Linked DNA regions of Homo sapiens: all the other regions are linked to region 2. The links are chromatin loops, found by intact Hi-C in ENCODE. Cell type or tissue: Calu3. All regions are shown on one strand.

Region 1 (8,000 bases), 300 kb before region 2:
AAAGGAGGCAGAATCCTTTAGTTTAACTTGAACAGGATGGGCATTCTTTACTCATCCATATTGTCCTTCTGTTGTCCAGACTTCAGGATTAATTCCTTCCTCAAGCAGGGGACAACAAACAGTTGTTGCTTCTCCTATGTTCAGGTGTATAACAGCCCCTTCTTTTGCTAGAATGTGTCTCCCTAACAAGGGATTGGGGCTTTCAGGCATAATTAGAAAAGCATGTGAAAAGAGTAAAGTTCCGCAGTCACAACTTAGTGGCTGGGAGAAGTATCTAGTGACTGGCTGTCCTAGGATCCCTTGGATAGTGATAGATTGGGAGGACAGTTGTCTGGGACAGGAGAGTAAGACTGAGAAGGCTGAGCCAGTGTCCAGGAGACAGTTAACCTTCTGGCCCTCAATGGTCAAGCATACCTGGGTCTCTGTGAGGGTGATGGCATGGGCTGGCACTTGCACCAGGCACCCTCAGTCCTACTGCTGGATCATCTGGTTAGTGGCTTCTGACTCAGAGGACCTTCATCCCCTGGGGAAGTGGGCCTCCAACTGATTCCCTTGACATAAGGGGCATGGACGAGACGGTGGCTTATTGCTATTCAAACAATCTTTTTTAAAGTGTCCTTGTAGACTGTACTGGAAGCAAGCCCTTAAGCATTCGATTTGCTCAGGCTTTCCATGTTCCAGAGCCTCCAAAGTCTGCTTGCCTGAGGGCCATGACTAAAGCAGTGGCCTTTTTTTTTTTTTATCTCGTTTGTCCTGTTCCACCTGCTCCTCCTGATCTCTATTATAAAAAACCCAGGTTGCCAAGTTCAATAGGGTTTTTAAGTTTTGCTCCAGGCCTAAGGCAGACTTTTGAAGTTTTTTTAAACGTCTGCCGCTGACTGAGTGATAAACTTATCCTTTAAAATTAGTTGGCCTTCAATAGAGTCAGGTGACAGAGAGGTATGCTTCCTTAATGCCTCCCTTAGCCTGTCCAGAAAGGCAGTAGGATTTTCTTCCTTTCCCTGTGTTATAGTGGACATCATTGAATAACTCACAGGCTTCTTCCTAGTTTTTGTTAGTCCTTCTAGCACGCAAGTTAGCAAATGTCTGCAGCACCAATCTCCTTGTTCTGATTCTGCATTCCAACGAGGGTTTACACTGGGAACTACCTGCTGGCCTGTGGGGAATTGTTCTCTTTCCTCTGTTGTCATCCTATCATTGACCTGACTGAGACACCAGAGATCGCCAAACTCTCGGGCTGCAGTTATGGTGGCACTTCTCTCATTTGGGGTTAGTGTCTGATCTAGCAGTAACATTATATCTCTCCATGTCAGATTCAAGGATTGTCCTAACTCTTGTAAAACATCAATATAGCCATCAGGGTTGTTTGAGAATTTACCTAGGTCTATTTTAATTTGCTTTAAGTCTGACAGGGAAAAAGGTACATGCACTCTGACTGGGCCGAATTCTCCAGAATACATCTTAGGGGCATTTTTGCCAAAGGGAGAATGTTTCCCATCTGAAAAAAAAAAAAAAAACATAGGGATGCCAGCACCCCTAGTCATTTTCCAATGAGCATTAGTCCTAGAGCATCCTCTATGGTCCTAATGCTTATTTCTTTCCAGGGTGCATAACCACCCATGGACCTCTGCTTATTGGATTACTTACACTCACTGATGTAGCAGTCCTGCACATGTTTTCCCGCCTTTCTGGACCACAAAGAAAGGGGTCTAGGCTGCTGGATTCTAGTGGTCCTTTACCAGCTTGCCCAACATTGCCTTTGCACTCAGGGGTGAGTTCTAGAGCTGGGCTGTGTTCCTGAGTATTTCATAACAACCCAGCTGCCCTATCAGTATGCATTCCCATAAACAACAGTTCTTATGCAAATTTGTTTCAGAGAGGGTGTAGTAAGGATTTTGAGTAAGGATTGAGTAAGGATTGAGATAGAGTTTTTTGATTCTGTAAGTACTTTAAGGCTTGGCTGAGTGCAAACAGCTTGCACATTTGAGCAGACCAATTATTACGCAATTTTCCTAACTCTGTTTCCACAAGAGTCTCCCTATCAATTACTGAATACCCATTGTGGTTTTTTTTCTCAATCACTGGGAGGAGCCATGTATCTTCCTGTCCTGAAGGGAGTTCCTCTTAGGTCTGGTCGTACCTTTCTATGGTAATTAAGATTTAAATCCCCTGTTAGGAAATCTGCTAGGTTAAGGGATTTTTCAGTGGTTAATGTAAAATCACCTTTTTCTAACAGAACAGCCCCATACTTTAAGATTTTTGAGTTAGTAAGCTACCTTTTTGCTTTTTTGACTTAGAATAATTTTGAACTGGTGAGGTGTGCTCACAATGAGGTTTCCTCTAAAAGTTACTTTTCTACTTTGTTCCTTTAGCAAAGCAGTTGCCACTACAGATTGAATGCATTTGGGCCATCTGCTGGTTCCTGGGTTAAGGATTTTTGATAGGAAGGCTACTGGTTGTCAGTGGTTTCAGTGTTTTCAGGCTATGCCATTGTTTACACTGACAAGGTAGTATTGGAGTGTTACAGGGTCATGGAGATGACCTTCAATTATCAATTATAGGTTTTAAATTTACCCCGGCTTTTAAAAGAATAGGGCACACTGTTTTTTCTTTACTACTCTATCTCTTTTTCTCTCTCTCCTTCTCTTTTCTCTCTATGTCTCTCTCTCTCTCTCTCTCTCTATCTCTTCTCTCCTTGACTTACTCAATTCACTTTCATCCTGATCTATTATGTTGTCATAGACCCATTTCCAGTTGTTAAAGTACTGGGCCATCAGTTCTAAGGCCCTGGCCAAGGAGCCAAGGCTTGGAGATTGTATTGCTGAGGGGTAAGCTGGGTAGAAATCAGGGGAGGAGAGCATCTTACACAATGGGAGAGCAATCCTCCTAGCCATTTACAAACTTGGGGCCCTGGCAAGGGTGGTGGGGAACAGGTCCCATATAACTGCCCATGTCGAGAGCTGCATGCCTAAATTGGGAGAGACACCAGGGACAAGATTCCCTGGGTTCATAGCCTAGATGCCTAGGGACAGAGCATAGAGCTTCTTTAGATCCCTTGGGAGATACAACTTGCTCTAATACTTAGGAGAGGAAATGAAAGTCTGAACCATTAGTACCTAGGAGGCAGGGATCAGAGGAAGTAGATTCAGAGGTACGGAGAATTTTCGGGCTACACTTTCAAAAAAGTCATGGTTGGGGCCCAGGAGGTATGGGTCAGAAGGAAAGGGTTGCATGCATGGGCGACTGTTGAGTAGAGACTTCTGGCTGCGCCACGATCTCAACCAGCTAATGGGAGGAGTTCGGGATGACAGCTTTCTGCCTCTAGTCGGCCCTCAGCTTCCCCAGGAAAATTGAAAGTGGAAGCTGGTTCCAGGCAGACCAACGCTCCCAACCCAGAAGGGTTGGGGGTTGTTAGAAAGCCCTTTCCCAGAGAGCCTCACACCTGGGTCTTAAGTCCGGTGGCCACACTAATTGTTTTTAACTAGCTGACAGGTGCCGGTATTTTCCTCCAATTCTGAGGAAGGATAGGACAGAATAGCAAATGAAAGTGGTCCCGTATTACCCACCACTTTGGAAGTCCCTTTGTGGTCACCAAAATGTTACCAGGGGGGTGGTCCTTGTTCTTAGAGCTCCCAAGATGGTGGTGGGCCACTTCCAAGATGGCGGCAAGCCTCTTGTTCTCTGACCTGGAGTTCTTGGCCTCACGGATTCCAAGGAATGGAATTTTGGGCCATGCGGTGAGTGTTATAGCTCTATTAGAAGCCGTGGGTCACAGAAGAGATCCATGGAACATAGTGACTAGTATTCAGCTCGATTAGGATGAACTGATTAGGATGAACCAGGGCACTTAGCCATGCAGGAACAATGATGAACCTTTAGCCCGAATGGGAGTGGCAATGGGTGCCTCACTGGATCAGGAGCACAGTGGACACCCTGCCAGATCTGGAGGGTGGAAGTCAGTGGTGGGTCTGCAACAGCGGCAAACAGCAGTGGTGGATGGTGAGCAAAAGCTTGAGCTGTAACAAACACTGGCCAGAAGAGTGTGCAGTTGCAAGGTTTAATAGAGTGAAAACAGAGCTCCCATAAAATGGGAGGGGACCCAAAGTGGGTTGCCTGACATTTCTAAAAGTTCTTGTTCCAACACAATAGGTGGCAAACTGCAGCTGCCTGTTTCTATAAATTTGTTTTATTGGAACAGAGCCACACCCATATGTTGATATTGTCAGTAGTGACTTTCATGCTACCCTGGCAATTTAGTAGTTTTGACTATACTGTCTGGAAAGCCAAAGATAGTTACTGTCTGGACCTTTAAGAAAAATTTTTCTGATCCCTATTGGAAGTACTCAGACTTCACCTATGTTTACTTACCTGGACTCTTCTAAAAATAAGTAATCTCACACTTGAATTTTTCAGAGCTAATGTTACTTTAATAACTTTCCTTGTAATCATATTTTAAAATAGTTTAAAGTATTTTGAATAAGGAAACTAGGAATAAAATACACACAGTTTATTGATTTCCTCTTCCCACAAATTTGCTACTATATGCTTCCAAATAATAATTCTCTTTCACATAAGCTCATCTGGTCTCAATTTTAAACATAAAATTTTCAAAGAGGGTATAGTGAACAAAAATGTGATACCTGGCAACATGGAATGAGATGAAATTTAGTCTGTGGGTTTCAATTAATATTCTATAAATCCTTCATATCCTTTGCCTCTTTGTCCCAGTATACAGTTTTTTTTGTTTGTTTTGTTTATTTTTTTGAGGCAGGATCTCAGTCTGTCACCCAAGCTGAAGTGCAGTGATGCCATCACAGCTCACTGCAGCTTTGACTTCCCTGGGCTCAGGTGATCCTCCTGCCTCAGTCTCCCGAGTAGCTGGGACTACTGGCATGCACCATCATGTCCCACTAATTTTTGTAGTTTTTTTTTTGTTTCACCATGTTGCTCAGTCTTGTCTCGTACTTCTGGGCTCAAGCAATCCATCTGCCTCAGCCTCCAAAAGTGATGGGATTACAGGCGTTAGCCATCATGTCCAACTATATAGAGTCTTAAGATGTTAACTATTCTCTGTATTTACCCCATTATATTTCGGTTTTACCAATTTTCTGAATTTAACACTCCTATCACTATTATTTGCAAATGGTGACAAAGGAAAATCCTGCTTTGGAAATGATTGAGGATTTTAATAAGCTCAAGTTTTGACTCCTTGATACTTGAGTAACAGACAATTCCTAGAGTAATGTGAAAGACAATGAACTCCATCAAGTCTTTTAGATTTCTTGGTAGTAGAAGTCAGTGGAAATCAACATATGTGATACATATAAACAAAGGAAACTTAGGGTTGTTTTCTAACAGAAACCATATTTAAACATTTAAAATTATGTTTTAAATTCCTCATGTCTACCTTTATTTTTTTAAGCCACAGAATGATATGATTGCTAAAAGGGCACTTTACAAAGCTGGAGAAATTTATTGTCTAGTAATATCAGTATTAATATAATAAGAACATCATAGAGAGGTTCAGAAATCTGTTTTAAGATGAAACCTCATATGGCAGAAGGAAAGAAACCACAATCTGGAGAATTTAATTGGAACAAGTATCTAGTTTTAATTACAGTTTTGCAAATGTGCAGCTATAATAACTACATTTCCTTGATGTATATTTTCATAAGGAATCCATAAAATAAATTCAAAGGCAAGCAGATTGCTATCACTAATAACATCATTTCTCCTTAGAAACAGAATACAATTTCTAAATATTGTTTTGTGAAAAACAGATTAATGGCCCCGTCTGAAGGCACCATACAACATTTAAGTATTTTCTACATTTCTTGTTTGAAATGTCTTTCTTTATGGCTTTTATCAAAGGGTTAGAAAAAAGTAATCCCATAAAGATACTTGATTAGCTTGGTTAATTTCAATATCTCTAGTCTTCTCTAGATGGCAGTCATGCTACAGGGATTTAAAAACTGTTCTTGTTGAAATCCACATTAAGAATGCTCCAGAATTTCTGTATCTGGGTTTTTTTTTTGTTTGTTTGTCACAGTCCTCAAATAATGCTGATGAGAATGTTAAGCCTAGGAAAATGACAGAACTGTGATAAAATAGAATGGATATAGTGAATGATGCACATCTTAGGGCTTTACATTGGGACATGAAAACAAGGGGCATAAAGAGTACATAGAGAATGAGGGAAAATAAAATCCACAGACTAAAATTTGATCCTAGTCTATGTTGCCAGCTATCACATATTTTGTACATTGTTTCCTCTTTGAAGACTTCAAACTTAAAAAATGAAGCCAGTTGTTATGTGAAGGAGAATGACTATTTGGAAGTGCATGAATTTGAATTTGGGGCAAGAGAAAATCCAATCACATTTTATATATCTTCTGCATTCCATTCTTAGTCTTCTATATCCAGAGGACTTCCAGTCACTAAAAAACACAATTAAAAGCAAAGTGTCATTAATGCAACATTGGTTTTTGAGAAGCTCTAGTGCAATGTGAGGATTGAGTCCAGGTAAACTTAGATGAAATTGGTGCTCCTTAAGAGCAAAAGTTATTGCTTTTAAAAGCTGGAGGTATCGTGCTACCTGACTCCAAACTATACTGCAGGGCTCCAGTAACCAAAACAGCATGGTACTGGTACAAGAACAGACACATAGACCAAAGGAACAGGATAGAGGGCCCAGAAATAAGACTGCACACATGCAACTATCCGATCTTTGACAAACATGACAAAAAAAAAAAAAAAAAAGCAATGGGGAAAGGATTCCCTATTCAATAAATGGTGCTGGGATAACTGGCTAGTGATATGCAGATCGAGACTGAATCCCTTGTTTATGCCATATACAAAAATTAACACAAGATGGATTAAAGACCTAAATGTAAAGCCCCAAATTATAAAAACCCTGGAAGACAACCTAGGCAATACCATTCAGGACATTGGCATGGGCAAAGATTTCATGACAAAGATGCCAAAAGCAATTGCAACAAAAACAAAAATTGACAAATGGGATTGAATAAACTTAAGAACTTCTATAAAGAGCAATTATCAACAGAGTAAACAGACAACCTATAGAATAGGAGAATATTTTTGCAAACCATGCATCCAACAAAGGTCTAATATCCAGCATCTATGAGAAACTTAAACAAATTTACAAGAAAAAATAAAACCAAACAATTTTATACAAAAGTGAGCAAGGGACGTGAACATTTTTCAAAAGAAGATATGCATACAGCCAACAATCATATGAACAAAAGTTCAACATCACTGATTATTAGAGAAATGCAAATCAAAACCACAATGAGATACCATCTAACACCGGTCAGAATGGCTACTATTAAAAAGTCAAAAAATAACAGATGCTGGTGAGGTTTTGGAGAAAAAGGAATGTTTATACACTCTTAATGAGATTGTAAATTAGTTCAGCCATTTTAGTAGACAGTGTGGTGATTCCTCAAAGACCTAAACCCAGAAATACCATTTGACCCAACAATCCCATTACTGGGTATGTACCCAAAGAAATAGAAATCATTCTATTACAAAGACACATGCCGTGTATGTTCATTGCAGTACTATTCAAAGTAGCAAAGACATGGAATCAACATAAATGTCCATCAATGATAGACTGGATAAAGAAAATGTGGTACATAGACACCATGGAATACTATGCAACCATAAAGAAGAGTGAGATCATGTCCTTTGCGGGGACATGAATGGAGCTGGAGGCCATTATCCTTAGTAAACTAACACAAGAAGAGAAAGCCAAATACCACATGTTTTCATTTGTAAGTCAGAGCTAAATGATGAGAAGACAAGACACGGACACATAGAGGAGAACAACACACACTGGGTTTTTTTCGGAGGGCTGAGGGTGTGAGGAGGGAGAGAATCAGGAAAAACAATAATGGGTACTAGCCTGGCTTAATATCTATGTGATGAAATAATCTATACAAAAAAACCCCATGACACAAGTTTATCTATGTAACAAACCT
Region 2 (8,000 bases):
GTTTTAGAATAGTCTCACTATGTACTGGTCAGCATTTTATCCTTATCTATGTTATTCCAGGTTATTTGATGCAGAAATTGATGAGATATTCTAGGCTGACATGAGATTGTGTTTTATATACACCTAGATGATATACTAGACTGCTTACTCCAGTACTCCAGTACTTGGACACTAGAAAAACTGCTAGACTTCCCAAAGCTGTGATGTCCCCTTCACTCATTCAAAATTTATGATTCAACATCACTGAGGCTAGTGATGCTTTTTTCTTCTTGAACTATGTGACTAAATTTAGGGGAAATTTTATCCTTCTCACCATTTCCTTGAGTTTATAAAAACCAAAAATATTTTAAAAACCACATCATTATCTTGCCTGACACAGAAAAGCCTTTGATAAAATTTAACAATGCTTCATGTTAAAAACTCTCAATAAACTAGGTAATGATGGAACATACCTCAATATAATAAGAGCAATTTATGACAAATCCACAGCCAATATCATACTGAATGGGCAAAAGCTGGAAGAATTCCCTTTGAAAACCAGCACAAGACAAGGATTCCCTCTGTCACCACTCCTATTCAACACAGTATTGGAAGTTCTGGCCAGAGCAATCAGGCAAGAAAAAGATATAAAAGGTATTCAAATAGGAAGAGAGGAAGTCAAGTTGTCTCTGTTTGCCAATGACATGATTCTATATCTAGAAAACCCCACTACATCAGCCCAACAGCTTCTTAAGCTGATAAGCAACTTCAGCAAAGTCTCAGGATACAAAACCAATGTGAAAAAAATCACAAGCATTCCTATTCACCAACAATAGACAAGCAGAGAGCTAAATCATCAATGAACTCCCATTCACAATTGCTACAAAGAAAATAAAATACCTAGGGATACAGCTAAGAAGAGAAGTGAAGGACCTCTTTAAGGAGAACTACAAACCACATCTCAAGGAAATCAGAGGACACAAACAAATGGAAAAACATTTCATGCTCATGGATAGGAAGAATCAACATTGTGAAAATGGCCATACTGCCCAAAGTAATTAATGGATTCAATGGTATTCCCATTAAACTATCATTTATATCCTTCACAGAATTAGAAAAAAAAAACTACTTTAAAATTCATATGGAAGCAAGAAAGAGCCCGTAAAGCCAAGACAATCCTAAGCAAAAAAGAACAAAGCTGGAGGTATCATGCTACCTGACTTTAAACTATACTACAAGGCTACAATAGGCAAAATAGCATGGTACTGGTACAAAAACAGACACACAGAGCAATGGAGCAGAACAGAGACCTCAGAAAAAAGACCACACATCTACAACCATCTGATCTTCAACCAATCTGACAAAAACAATCAATGGGGAAAGGATTATCTATTTAATAAATGGTGCTGGGAGAACTGGCTAGCCATATTCAGAAAATTGAAACTAGACCATTTCTTTACACCTTGTACAAAAATTACCTCAAGATGAATTAAAGACTTAAATGTAAAATCCAAAACTATAAAAAGCCTAGAAGAAAATCTAGGCAATGCCATTCAGGACATAGGCATGGGGCAAAGATTTCATGACAGAAACATTAAAAACAATTGCAACAAAAGCAAAAATTGACAAATGGTATCTAATTAAAATAAAGAGCTTCTGCACAGCAAAATAAACTGTCATCAGAGTGAACAAACTACAGAATGTGAGAAAATTTTTTTTGCAATCTAGACATCTGATAAATGTCTAATATCCACAATCTACAAGGAACTTCAACAAATTTACAAGAAAAAAAAGAACCCCATTAAAAAGTGGGCAAAGGACATGAACAGACACTTCTGAAAAGAAGACATTTATGTGGCCAACAAACATATGAAAAAAAGCTCAACATCACTAATCATTAGATAAATGCAAATCAAAACCATAATGAGATACCATCTAATGCCAGTCAGAATGATTATTAAAAAGCTAAGAAACAACAGATGCTGGTGAGGCTGTGGAGAAATAGAATGCTCTTACACTGTTGGTGAGAGTGTAAATTAGTTCAACCATTGTGGAAGATGATGAGGCAATTCCTCAAAGACTTAGAATCAGAAATGACATTTGACCCAGCAATCCCATCACTGGGTACATACCCAAAGGAATATAAATCATTCTTTTATAAAGATACCTGCATGTGTATGTTCATTGCAGCATTATTGAGCAAAGACATGGAATTAACCCAAATGCCCATCAATGATAGACTGAATAAAGAAAATGTGGTACATACACACCATGGAATACTATGCATCCATAAAGGGGGATGAGATCATGTCCTTTGCAGGGACATGGATGGAGCTGGAAGCTATTATCCTCAGCAAACTAATGCAGAAACGGAAAACCAAACACTGCATGTTCTCACTTATAAGTGGGAGCTGAACAATGAGAACACATGGACACAGGGAGGGGAACAACACACACTGGGGCCTGTCAGAGGGTAGGGTTGGGGGAGCTATCAGGAAGAATAGCTAATGGATGCTGGGCTTAATACCTAGGTGATGTGTTGGTAGGTACAGCAAAGCGCCATGGCGCATGTTTACCTATGTAACAAAACCATCCTTCATTATCCCAGAACTTAAAAATAAGTGTCTTAATAAAATAGAATAGGTCTGATAATTAAAAATATTTTTAAGTGTTGCCATCACTATCTTTTTAACTTTTAAGATTCAGGAAGTACATTTGCAGGTTTGTTATATGAATATATAGCATGACACTCAGATTTGGGGTATGATTGATCTCATCACCTAGGAAGTGGTGATAGCACCCAATAGGTAACTTCAACACTTGTTCCCCTCCCTTTCTCCTCTTGTATTCTCCAGGGTCTGTTGTTCCATCATTATGTCCATGTGTGCCCAGTGTTTAGCTCTCACTTATAAGTAAAACATGTGGTACTTGGGTCTCCATTTCTGTTAGTTTGCTTAGGATAATGGCCTCCAACTGATTCCATGTTGCTGCAGATGACATGATTTCATTCTTTTTTATAGCTGCATAGTATTATTCCATGGTGTCTACATACCACATTTTTTTTTTAGTCTACCCACCATTGATGGGCATTTGGGTTGATTCCATCTTTTTGTTATTGTGAATAGTCCCTTCACATTTTCTTTTAGGAGAAAAGAGTTGATCTTAAAAGGCAGATTTATTCTTTCATAGATAAAAATTGTGTGCTGTTAGCCATATTCTTTAGATGAGCAATAACTTGTAGAATATATATTTTAAAATGTGTAGATGTTCTTGTTTTTAAACAAAGATTTGTTGATATACTTTAATTTCAGTCACTAAGTCCACGTTTTAGTTTAACCATAATTTTAAAAGGGCTATTTTATACTGCCATTTACAACACTTGCATATAACTTCTCTTATTCTTTCCTCATTCTCAGCTATGTAAAATGTTTTGCAGTTTTAAAAAGAGTGTCTTTAATAATATCCAGTATTACCTAATAAACACTTTATTATAATAATCAGAAAGATCATCTCTTAAAAAATATTCCTTAAGTCTATCATTTCATTCACTCAAATCAGTTCAAACTGTTGCCCCCCCACCATGGGTACATTTACTACCTAATAGTGTTTTCCAAAGTACTATTAATATTTTCTGATTATGCAGCAGAAATCTACAATGTCCCTGGAGTCACCAAACCTGCCTTAATTGATGTGTGCGCAAGGTAAGCTAAAATCAGACACGCATTTATCACAGCTGAAGTATTTTCTTCTATTTTAGGCTGAAGTGTGCGGGAGAGGACAAGTGCCGCTCCAACTCCCTCACATTTGCAGGCAGTCTGCATGCGTGGGAGTCTCCATCACTCACAAGGTCACGGAATCAGGAGAAAAAGGGACCAGAGCCGTGTGTGCCCGCTCCAGCTTCCCTACCCTCGCTTCTCGTCAGTGTTCTTTCCTCTCTTCTGGTCACAGAGTGCCACCAACTGTCCCCCTGATGGCTTCCTGGATTTCTGTGAACTGATCTAAGCCTCACTTTCACTTTGTTCTACGGAGGGCTTTTTCAGTCGATCTCCTCTGATTCTTCCCTGCTCACCTCCTCACCAGAAAAAAACATAAGTGACGGGTGAGAGAATGGTAATAAAATATTCTTTTCTGTCTTTTTCAAAGGCAAGGTAGTAGATTCACAAGGTCAGAGTTCTGCATTTTTTTCCTAAAGGACTTCGATTAAGTTCCTTGAGGTATCTGCAGTGAAATAAGTATCAACTGAAAGCTTTATGGTTTTTGAAACTTTACATTACTTTTTCTCCTACAGCAGCTTCATTAAGCCCGCTTGCTATTTACCTCTGACTTGCCACCCTGTAGGGCTGTGGAAAGGAATTAAATTAGACCTAATTAGATACTGGAAGCTGCTTCATATTCCATTAATAAAAGGCTTCCTACTTGGAGAAAATGGGATTTAAAATGTGTGAAATAAGCATATTATAGAGCTGTTCACTCACTGGCTCAATGCCACATCAGCTTTTTAGTGCTACTGTTTCTAGATAGGAAATAGGGAACTGCACAAAAGTACAGGCAACTGCCTATATTGGTATAGTATGAAACATGTTCCAAACTTCTTTGTCTATAAATCTCTTTCCCAAGGACTCTAAAATTCTCTCCTTTCTTGATTTGCATGATTGAGACAGTGAAGTCAACTCTTAGACAATGATATTTGGGCACATTTAAAATACATAGGATCAGTCATTTAGCTTAAATGTGCTGATGAGAATAACCGGCCTCGAGGGAAAAAGACAAAATACTATAAATTTTATGAGATTAGACCAAGCATGGAATCAGAAAGTGTTAGTTTTGAAGAGACTCTGGAAAAGGGTAGCCTGGTAACAAAGAAGCTGACGACCTTGAATGTTTTTGAGAAGAGAATATTCAACATGAGTTGGAGAGGAAGCAGCTGCTACCGCTACATATTCCACTGGGCAGTTATTCAATCTAGTCATTTTCATGTGCATTTAAAAAGTATCTTTATGGTCAATTTTGTCTGAGTTTTTTTTGTTACCAATAATGGGGGTGAATTTGACACTGCTTCCAAAATTTGGTAAGTTACCAGGAGAGGAAACTGGAAGTTGTTTGAGGTCAGAAAAAGATCAAGAAGGAAGAATAGAAACATTGATTAGCATCAGGCATTCAATGAAGGCTTGTTGAGGAAAAGACAGATGAAAGGCAGAAAAAGGAATGAAGGGAAGAAGGAAGGAAGAGAGGAAGGAAGGAAGGAAAGGAAGAAAAAAAGAAGGAAAGAAAGAAGAGAGAGAAGAGAAAAGAGGAGAAGAAAAGAGAAGAGAGAAGAAAGAAGAGAGAAGAGAAGGGAAATAATTCAAACTCAAAGGGCAGTGTTAGTGGCCACAGCAGAAATGGAAATGAAGGTGAATTCAGCGAGAGTTAGAGGCCAGATCCTGTAAACCTAGTATAAAAAAGGCAAAGTAAGCCTTTTCTTTCCCAAATACAATCTGGCAGTAAACCGTCCAAAGTGAGGCTCAGCTGGTGGAGGCTGAGGGGCTGTGTGGGGGACCTGGAACTATGACTTACTGCGTTCTCCTTGACAGCTCCCTGAAGCAGAACTCCGAAATCCCAGAGCTCTGTGAGACTCCATTAAAACTCACTGAATAAGTTTTTTTTCCCTAAGATTATTTGAGACCAGTCTTGCTTTCCTTTAGGATTCAGTAAACACTTGTTTCTATGGCAAAGAGTGCTGTGTCTCAAGTTCATAAACATATTTCTATCACTATTTTAAAGGGTTAGATTCCTAAAAGAGGGATTGTGACGGCATATAATTAACATTAGTTTATCCATAACTGTTAGCTTATATTTAGACAACTAAAATCCCAAAGCCTTTTTATATACTGTACTGCCAAATCAGCTCTCCCTCAGTTGGTGTTTGCATAATGAATACTTTGATCATAAATGGAAGTTTTGCTACCAATGGAGCAACTGGACAATGTGGCTTGAGTATTTGAAAACAATAACCCTTCTAATAGTTTCCTCCAAAATCAGGCATAGTGTTACCCCAAATCAGGTAATGTGGAAAACTACATGACTTTCTGGTTAGGGTGGCCCCACATCACTCCCTGCAGAGAGCAGAGGTGTATACTTGTTCTCTGCAGGCACAGAAATCCTGAATGAAGAGCAACAAGATAAGAAGGGTCAGGGCTATAGATGCCTCATTCTTCCGTCAATTCCACCTGTCAGGTAAATCACTTCCTTTCCTTTCAGAACTGACTTAAGTGGAAAAGAGAGGCTGGAGTAGAATTCTGATGGGGTCTTTCCACATAGAGACATAATGCCATGATAAAGGAAGTTCTCCCTGCTAGATTGATCTTGAATAGGAGCTCAGACATGAGGCTGGTGGTAGGGAGTGGAAGTGGAGTCAGCCCAGAGAAGGAGGCATTTTGTTACCTAAGGGGAGGAGAGACAGCACACTGACAAATATGAGGGTCTTTATTTAGGATTGTGTCACTCACGTACATCTCCAGAATAATATTCTACTAGCTGTAGTCTTACGTTAGGTCCCCATAGTTGCCCAACTGTGTCCTTATCTGGGCCTGGCTTTCTAGGTATTGCCAGTCCTGTAGTTATCCAATCTTGAGCATAATGGATCTATTTATTTTGAAATACCCCCAAGGTTACGTACAATAACGTATTCCTGAGTGCTTCTAGGGATGCAGACTTCACAAATCTTTATTTTTGGAAGTTATCATACATGTTTTTTCCCTTGAAATTTTGACATTTCTGTTTTCCACTGTTGTTTCAGAGGCTGCTAAAGTATCACTTTCTTACTCCATACCCTAAATGAAGTTGATATAGAATGGAACACTTAAATGCTTTTAAGGCTTAACTTCCATAACATTAATTGACTTTAATCTATATGGGCAATATTTACCTGTAATTACTTTAAATCAAAATAATGTGAGCACTTGACAAAATATCCACTACTATATCATGAATGGCTTTTGATAAAAGGACCACTCTCCTGCTTTATACCTCCTAATCTTCCCACTCCCCAGAAGCAACAACTTTTTATCATTTATGTTTTCAGCTTCTTTGTGGCTGCCTCCATAACTCTAGATAATGTTTACACCACTGTTTCTGAACTTAATCTCTTTAAACAGAATCCCATGCCTTAATGCCTTCCTACCTTGAAAGATGAAAATTTAGCTCATCTCTTCTTGGCCCACATTCTTCTCCATGTTCTTGCTACTTTTACTGTTGCTTTCGTTTCTAGTTTACTTATGTAACTGTAACTAGCTGTATTTCTTGTTCCCATCATTTTAATCAACAAGTGATGCCATTTTATAGGAGATGATGACTTCCTTCCCTATTGCCTATTTCCTATTACTTTTTACATTGTTAGGGATGTTAACACTTTCTATAAATCTGTAATTCTTTGTATTATGAGTTGACTATGAATGTTAAAAATCAATAGCTTTTATGTGATTTTTGCCTACACAAGATAATATCGTTCATATTTTCAATATCTTTGGCTTTTGTTTTATAATCATAGGTTTTTGTAAAGTTTTTCTTCTAGTTCATTTCATAAGCATATTTTTAACCTTTTAGTGTTTGTTCCCTGTTCTCTGCCTATTCCTTTTGATAGCATTTGATTCTTATTTTATGAATTAATACATTCTTACATGTCTTGTGTACACTGATTAGATTTTTTTTTTTTTGCTTTTTTTTTTTTTTGAGACGGAGTATCGCTCTGTCACCCAGGCTGAAGTGCAGTAGTGCGATCTCGGCTCACTGCAACCTCCACCTCACGAGTTCAAGCGATTCTCCTGCCTCAGCCTCCCAAGTAGCTAGGACTACAGGGGCGCACCACCACACCCAGCTAATTTTTGTTTTTTTTAGTAGAGATGGGGTTTCACCATGTTGGCCAGGATGGTCTCGATCTCTTGACCTCGTGATCCGTCCGCCTCGGCCTCCCAAAGTGCTGGGATTACAGGCATGAGCCACCGCACCCGGCCCACTGATTAGATTTTTAAGCTTTTTCTTGA
Region 3 (8,000 bases), 240 kb before region 2:
TATACATGTGCCATGCTGGTGCGCTGCACCCACTAACTCGTCATCTAGCATTAGGTATATCTTCCAATGCTATCCCTCCCCCCTCCTCCCACCCCACAACAGTCCCCAGAGTGTGATATTCCCCTTCCTGTGTCCATGTGATCTCATTGTTCAATTCCCACCTATGAGTCAGAATATGCAGTGTTTGGTTTTTTGTTTTTGCGATAGTTTACTGAGAATGATGATTTCCAGTTTCATCCATGTCCCTACAAAGGACATGAACTCATCACTTTTTATGGCTGCATAGTATTCCATGGTGTATATGTGCCACATTTTCTTAATCCAGTCTATCATTGTTGGACATTTGGGTTGGTTCCAAGTCTTTGCTATTGTGAATAGTGCCGCAATAAACATACGTGTGCATGTGTCTTTATAGCAGCATGATTTATAGTTCTTTGGGTATATACCCAGTAATGGGATGGCTGGGTCAAATGGTATTTCCAGTTCTAGATCCCTGAGGAATCGCCACACTGACTTCCACAATGGTTGAACTAGTTTACAGTCCCACCAACAGTGTACAAGTGTTCCTATTTCTCCACATCCTCTCCAGCACCTGTTGTTTCCTGACTTTTTAATGATCGCCATTCTAACTGGTGTGAGATGGTATCTCATTGTGGTTTTGATTTGCATTTCTCTGATGGCCAGTGATGATGAGCATTTTTTCATGTGTTTTTTGGCTGCATAAATGTCTTTTTTTGAGAAGTGTCTGTTCGTGTCCTTTGCCCACTTTTTGATGGGGTTGTTTGTTTTTTTCTTGTAAATTTGTTTGAGTTCATTGTAGATTCTGGATATTAGCCCTTTGTCAGATGAGTAGGTTGCGAAAATTTTCTCCCATTTTGTAGGTTGCCTGTTCACTCTGATGGTAGTTTCTTTTGCTGTGCAGAAGCTCTTTAGTTTAATTAGATCCCATTTGTCAATTTTGTCTTTTATTGCCATTGCTTTTGGTGTTTTGGACATGAAGTCCTTGCCCATGCCTATGTCCTGAATGGTAATGCCTAGGTTTTCTTCTAGGGTTTTTATGGTTTTAGGTCTAACGTTTAAGTCTTTAATCCATCTTGAATTGATTTTTGTATAAGGTGTAAGGAAGGGATCCAGTTTCAGCTTTCTACATATGGCTAGCCAGTTTTCCCAGCACCATTTATTAAATAGGGAATCCTTTCCCCATTGCTTGTTTTTCTCAGGTTTGTCAAAGATCAGATAGTTGTAGATATGCGGCGTTATTTCTGAGGGCTCTGTTCTGTTCCATTGATCTATATCTCTGTTTTGGTAACAGTACCATGCTATTTTGGTTACTGTAGCCTTGTAGTATAGTTTGAAGTCAGGTAGTGTGATGCCTCCAGCTTTGTTCCTTTGGCTTAGGATTGACTTGGCGATGCGGGCTCTTTTTTGGTTCCATACGAACTTTAAAGTAGTTTTTTCCAATTCTGTGAAGAAAGTCATTGGTAGCTTGATGGGGATGGCATTGAATCTGTAAATTACCTTGGACAGTATGGCCATTTTCATGATATTGATTCTTCCTACCCATGAGCATGGAATGTTCTTCCATTTGTTTGTATTCTCTTTTATTTCCTTGAGCAGTGGTTTGTAGTTCTCCTTGAAGAGGTCCTTCACATCCCTTGTAAGTTGGATTCCTAGGTATTTTATTCTCTTTGAAGCAATTGTGAATGGGAGTTCACTCATGATTTGGCTCTCTGTTTGTCTGTTGTTGGTGAGGGCAATTAGGCAGGAGAAGGAAATAAAGGGTATTCAATTAGGAAAAGAGGAAGTCAAATTGTCCCTGTTTGCAGATGACATGATTGTATATCTAGAAAACCCCATTGTCTCAGCCCAAAATCTCCTTAAGCTGATAAACAACTTCAGCAAAGTCTCAGGATACAAAATCAATGTACAAAAATGACAAGCATTCTTATACACCAAGAGCTTTAAATAAGCCTCTTTTCTTTGTAAATTACTCAGCCTCTGGTATTCCTTTGTAGTAAAGCAAACAATCTAATACACTTGGTTAAAGAAAGAGGAAAGCAGTGATTTTCATTTTGATGCAGCACTTTGGCCAGGCAGTGTTAGCATGAGTACATCAGCTGGTTATGTCAAGATGTGTAGCTGGGTTGCTTTTGCTGTTTTCTAGACTTTCCAGTCTTTTTTTCTTTCCTTTTGAAAGAGGAACTGAATCTTTAATTCTGTTTTTTTTTTTTTCAGTCTTGTTGCTTAACCATTTAATACACAGCAGGTCATCTGGCACATGTACTATTCTAAGCTTTATGGATACCATGATGGATACATCAGCATCCTCAAGGAGTCTGAAGTTGAAGTTGGAGATGTAAATAGATCATTCCTTCTTGCTTAATACGAGACTGGCTGGAGGCCTTCATTTTAAAGAAAGAAACTAACATTTGCTGAATTTTGACTGTGTCCAAGCACTATGCTAGGGGCCTTAACATTCATTATATACCACATAATCCTTGAAAAAATTCAGTGGTGTGGAAGAGTCCCACAGCATATCTACCAGCAGCCACCAACTCTCAATAGCTTTTTAGGCAACTTAAGGCTGAATTCACTGCTTTCTAAATGGATCTTGGTCAAGCTACTTAACTTTCCTGAAAATCAGTGTCCCCAAAAGATTAAATTGGTTGTAATTAATAATATCTACTTCCAGGATGAGAATCAAATGAAATAAAATAATTTACAATACTAAAATATTGAGCGTACTATCATAATTCAATGAATGTTTCCTCTTCTACATTCTTTCCATTTTACATTAAAATGAAAGGAATTGTCATTCTTTCACACATGGCTTCTCAAGGATAGAGCTCCTATAACATATGTATCACTGGCAACACTGAAAAGAATCCAGCGGAAATAAAAGCTGATGATCAATGGCCGGGTCTTGCCTTCAACCCTATCAGTGCTAGCTCCAGGGACATACAACTCCTGCTATATTGGGCATGAAATGATTTAACTGTTATGTTCTGGGCTGCTGTTAGCAGAGGGATGTTGAATGGTCTTACATGGGTAGTGTCATGGCTTTGTGGAAACAGAGAGTTCCTTTTCAGCTACTTTCTTTAAAAAATTTAATTTTCCTCATCCCTTCCATTTTTGACAGCAGAAGAATGCTGCAGCCATGTGAAAGCATTCTAGACCTAAAGGGAAAATAATCTCCCAGAATGTTCAGAGGAGGTTTCTGATTGGCTCAGAACCAACCCCTTAGACCTTCAAGGAGGAAGAATCACTATCAGGCCACATGAAGTATTAGAATTTATTGCCTATCAGTATGGGTAGTAAAATTTATTTTGAAAAGGATATATAAACACTTTTAGAAAATAGTACATATCTATGGTTAAAAAATTGTGCTATAGATTTAACTTGCTTAAGACTGTTGCTGCCCTTGCCAAATGCACTTTTATTTGTTACGTTAGATCTTTAAAATGACCTTGGTAGCTGTAAATTATATGCTTTGTATTGTTTCAACACAAATTGATTTCAACTTTCAAGTTGAAATGGCATCCTTTAATGCTCATGTTGTAAGCGGGAATATTATCTCTCTCATCCTTCTTTGTACCTCTTTTCTATCTCCTCTGTCTCATGGTTCTGTCATCAGTACCTTTGCTTTTCGTTGTTAAGTTCAGCCTTGAATGTAAAAAGGGAGAATGTGAGGCCATCTGGCAAATAAGTCAGGAACAAAGGTTTAAAGAAAAGTGAGGTTAAACAGTGTAATTCCTCTGGTGTTTACTTCTCTGATTATCTACCTCAGGATTCTGAAATTTGGTTGTGCAAGAGGATTACCTGGAGTGTTTCTTCAATAGGTAGTTTCCTGCATCCAAGCCCTAGAAAGTCTCATTCTGTCTGTTTGAGGTGCGCATAGAGTGCTTAATATTGACTAAGCACTGCAGACGGTGGTGATGCAGATGGTCCTCAGAGCATGCTGCAGGAAATATTTAATCTCGTTTCCCTTGGTGATGGAGAATAACACTCCTTTTGGCCCCAAATGGCAGAAGATGCCATTTCAAATGTTAGCTGTGTGCCTCCTAAGTCTAGTGAAATGGCCAGCTTATCCTGAGAACTCTGGAGTTGGTGGAAAGAATTGGAATCCAATAGCTGGCATCTAGAAGATAAATTTGTAGTATTGGATACATTTACCCATCATGCACAAGTTTATATCTTGGATTAATAGGATGCACCGAGTCATCAGGCACCCTGGAGGAGATCTTTCAGTGAAAACCAGCCGCTTTTGGAAGGGTTTCAGTTAGTCTTTGTAGAGGTAACTGGAGCTACTTCCCAGGAAGACCCCTATCCTGATAGATTTACTGAACTCTGCAAAATACATCAAGGATATTTTCCCTTGACCAGAAGAGATAATGGAGCTAGCACATGGCATTCCAATTATGTACTTCCAATACGTCAGAAGAGATGCCACTGGAACTGTCCCTTACTATTGATGCCATGGCTGAAAGCTTAGATGCCCATCGATCTTTATTTTTGTATAGTTAAGGGACACATTATAGGGAACCTCACTTAAAAAATTATTTCAGGTTTAGGGGTACATGTGAAGGTTGGTTACATGGTTAAACTTGTGTCACGGGGGTTTGTTGTGCAGATTATTACATCACCCAGATATTAAGCTCAGTACCTAATGCTATCTTTTCTGTTCCTCTCCCTCCCCCAAACCTCACCCCTCAAGTAGACCTCAGTGTCTGTTGTTTCCTTCTTTGTGGAACCTAACTTCTTTTCCAGTTAGCCTCAGGGACAAGTTACAGGATCTAACAGATTTATTCCTGCAGCGCCACCTACAGGAGAATGTATCAGTGAGGGTTCGATCAGGAAAACAGAGTCACTATGAATGCTGTGAATGAAGGCGTCTTACCTGATTGCGAAGATGTTGGGTAAGTGAAGGCCCAGTAGAGGGCGCTGGAGGATCAGAGAAAGAGCACCAACCAGCCTTCCTGAAGCACTGAGATGGGGGATAAGTCAGTTTTCAGGGAAATCAGAGAAGCTAGGTATACATCTGAGGACTCCAAAGGCAGGAGGCCCTGGCTCTGATGCTTCTAAGGCAGATGAATTGGGTGCCAGTGGTGGGGGCGAGCATGCATTGGAGTGTTCCTTGTGGGCCAGAGGTGAGCCCCAAAGGAGAGAGCTGTTCTGGGGCCATTCAAATTCTGTCCAAGAGGTCTCTGCAAGAGAGCTGGAAGGACCACACATGAGCAGCCTGTCTGAGAAAAATCTGTTGCTGCTGTCTAGGTAAGCCTCCTTGGTTGTTCTCTGGCGAGACTGAAGCGCCCACACAAGCCATCCAAGGAAAGGAGTCGGTTTTGGTCATCCCTCCCAGCGAGAGGTGGCTGGAGACATCTGCAAATGCCAGGAAAAACCCGCTCCAGATTGTACTGGGTCTGACCTTGACTTTTTTTCCTTTATCTTCTCCACGCCTGGAGGGACCCATGGCAGAGCTAGAAAATCATCTGGGAGAAGAGGCAGTGAGGTGGGGAAACAGAAGAGAAGCTGAAATATACCCTATTACAACCTTCTGAGCTTGTCTAACCTAGGAGAGGCGAGGTGCTTTCACGTTAGGTAAAATTCACGCTTTGAAAAACATTGGACTAAGTTGTATGTATTTGTTACTATTCTTACGATTGAAGGTAAACAGGTTTTTGAGTATTGAGTAGTGATTGAAGAAGTTATGGACTTTATCAGAGAATTCATACAGTGGCAGGGAAAGAACTGGCGCACAGAGTGAGTTTAAAGAGCAGTGGGACAAAGAATAAAGTTAGTTTCTGATTAAGTCACATGGTCATGAATGTTCAGCTTAGCAGTGACTTGCCATGGTAAAAATGTCAGGCAACCCATAGTAGTTTCATCCAGCTTATTTTGACTCCAGTTTATTTATTTACTTGAAAGACAAGTAGAAGAAAAGAGTTTCTGAATATTTGGAAGATTTTGCCGAAGTAAGTAAATGCAGTTGCATGTAGTTGAAGAGCATCAGATAAGACAAAACTGAGCCTTGTTGCAGAAGAAAATCTTGCTCAGTGGCACTGGAGCTGCTGCCACGTCTTCACTGACTTATCCCTAGTTTTTAGAAGCTGCTGTTAACTTCCTTTGATGGTCTTTGGTCAGTAGCTAAGCCTATAATATGAGCCTTTAGCTGCTTGGGAATTTCAGTCTTATTTTGCTATCTTCATCCTTTTACAACTTGTAAAATCTATGCAATTGAGTTGAAATTTTTGATTTCTACTCAAGAATGCAGAAGATGAAATGAAGAGGTAATGTCATATATCTAAATTATCTAAATTCCAATCTCCTTTTGCCTGAATTTGTAAACTCCTATATGCTTGTGAACCCCTTAGTATAGAGGTGGAAATTATATGGCTTATTCATAACAGGATAAAAATCTTAGACATAAAATTAGAAATAAAATAAACTGGAATATGAACTTGAAATAGTCCTAATCTCTATCCTTTTTCCCTTGGAAAAACCCTAATTCTTTTTTTCTAAACTTAACCCTAACCATAATCCTCTAAATAATATAGGAACAATTTGATTATTGATTTTGTGACTATAAACGTTTTTATTAAGCTTCACGTTTTCGAATATAAAGAAATTGTGAAAATGAAGCATTTTGCTGAACCAAAATTGCATTGTTAGTTCTTGCAAGCATGGGTTTCTTTTCTTGTACTAAGTAAAATTTCTTAAAGTGTAAATCAAAAGCTAGTACCTAAAGAAAATTCTGGCTTTCCTGCTGGTTCACCCTTGCTTAGTGTCCTATGCAGGGATGGGATGGGTACCCTCAGGGCAAAAGTACTGGTTAAGCTTCTTATGGTATCTACAGCATGCAGGTCTGCCCTTGAGCCCAATGGAGAAATTTACTAGGATGCCATCTGAGAGTGTGAACCCAAATTGCCCTATTTCAGACCTTTTAAAATGCCCCTTCGAAAGAAGTGTCTATTAGAAAAAGCCACCTTGGGACAGTAATTGACATCTCATCCTCAGTATGCTTTCAGTGTTGTCCTTGAGTCGGATTTGATGGCTGAAAAGCAATGTACCTGGTTATTAGCTTTGCCCTTTGTAGCTACCCTCCCTGAGCTGCAGCATAATGGGATGTTCCCAGTTTTTATGGAGGTCGCAACAAGAAAGAGGCATATGAAATTTGCTCCTTCATTTACTCTGACACCCTCTATTACGTTATTTAATGTACTTTGTATAAATCCTCACATGAGCCATTCCTTTAGAGTTTGGTTACAGGTAAAAAACTTGTCTCTCCTAAGGAATTTGTTGCTAAGCTTCTTTCTCTTAGGTTATAAGAACTCAGTATTATTTACACACTTACATTTTATTTCTATGGTTCTGAAATACTATTGCAATTTATAAACCTTTTTAAGCCATAGTTTACATGTTGTTCCAAATTATTTTTGGGAAGGGGTAAAAATTAATTAAACAAACCAATAATATTCTGTGATTGTCCTAGTTTAGTAGCCTTAAAATATTACTTTTAGAAAAACTACCTTTAAAAGATGTTCTAACTGCCAAGTTATTTAAAAGTATAACATAAAAATATCCTTATTTTAACATGGGAAATAACATTATGTATTTTATGGCACTATTGTGGTGATCACCTCCTCACCTAAAAAGAATGGTTGAATATTCTTCAATTTATTTACCATTCATGCAGTACATAACAATATGTCTCACTCAAAGGGTGTGTTTATTTTCCCTATTTATTGCACTTTTGTTGTTATCATATATAATTGTATCAAAAGTCAAGCCTTCATTATACAATAAGTACATGTATACATGTATTCACAGTAAAAATCAAGTGATGGATTTACTGATTTTTAAAAGCATATCCCCAATTCATTCGTTTTTTAGACTCTTTTTGCCCATTTCAAAGAAGCAATAAACAGTATCTAGTCTTTGTTGTTTTTCTGATATAATATTTTCTTCTTTTCATAATCAGCTGCACTTTTGTAACCTCTTAG

Evidence for each region. Peaks named below come from ENCODE experiments on the same cell type or tissue, not always from the same donor. Only the 100,000 strongest peaks of a DNase experiment are listed, where the experiment ranks them.
Region 1: a loop joins it to region 2, with 4 times the contacts of the local background. A loop is called at or near these places in 2 of 110 quality-filtered maps.
Region 3: a loop joins it to region 2, with 8 times the contacts of the local background. A loop is called at or near these places in 5 of 110 quality-filtered maps.

The regions. Positions count from the first base shown.
Region 1 is chr4:170,192,991-170,200,990 of GRCh38, forward strand. No RefSeq gene overlaps it. Among named protein-coding and RNA genes, the nearest start is that of LINC01612, 30 kb to the right of the region's middle. In Calu3, no CTCF peak of the experiment used is centred here; no DNase peak of the experiment used is centred here.
Region 2 is chr4:170,493,427-170,501,426 of GRCh38, forward strand. No RefSeq gene overlaps it. Among named protein-coding and RNA genes, the nearest start is that of LINC02512, 150 kb to the left of the region's middle. RefSeq lists an enhancer at 3,662-3,971. In Calu3, no CTCF peak of the experiment used is centred here; a DNase peak (open chromatin) is centred at 3,905.
Region 3 is chr4:170,254,885-170,262,884 of GRCh38, forward strand. All of the region lies in intron 1 of LINC01612 (long intergenic non-protein coding RNA 1612), which reads left to right. Among named protein-coding and RNA genes, the nearest start is that of LINC01612, 32 kb to the left of the region's middle. In Calu3, a CTCF peak has its summit at 4,889 (motif pointing right); a DNase peak (open chromatin) is centred at 4,867.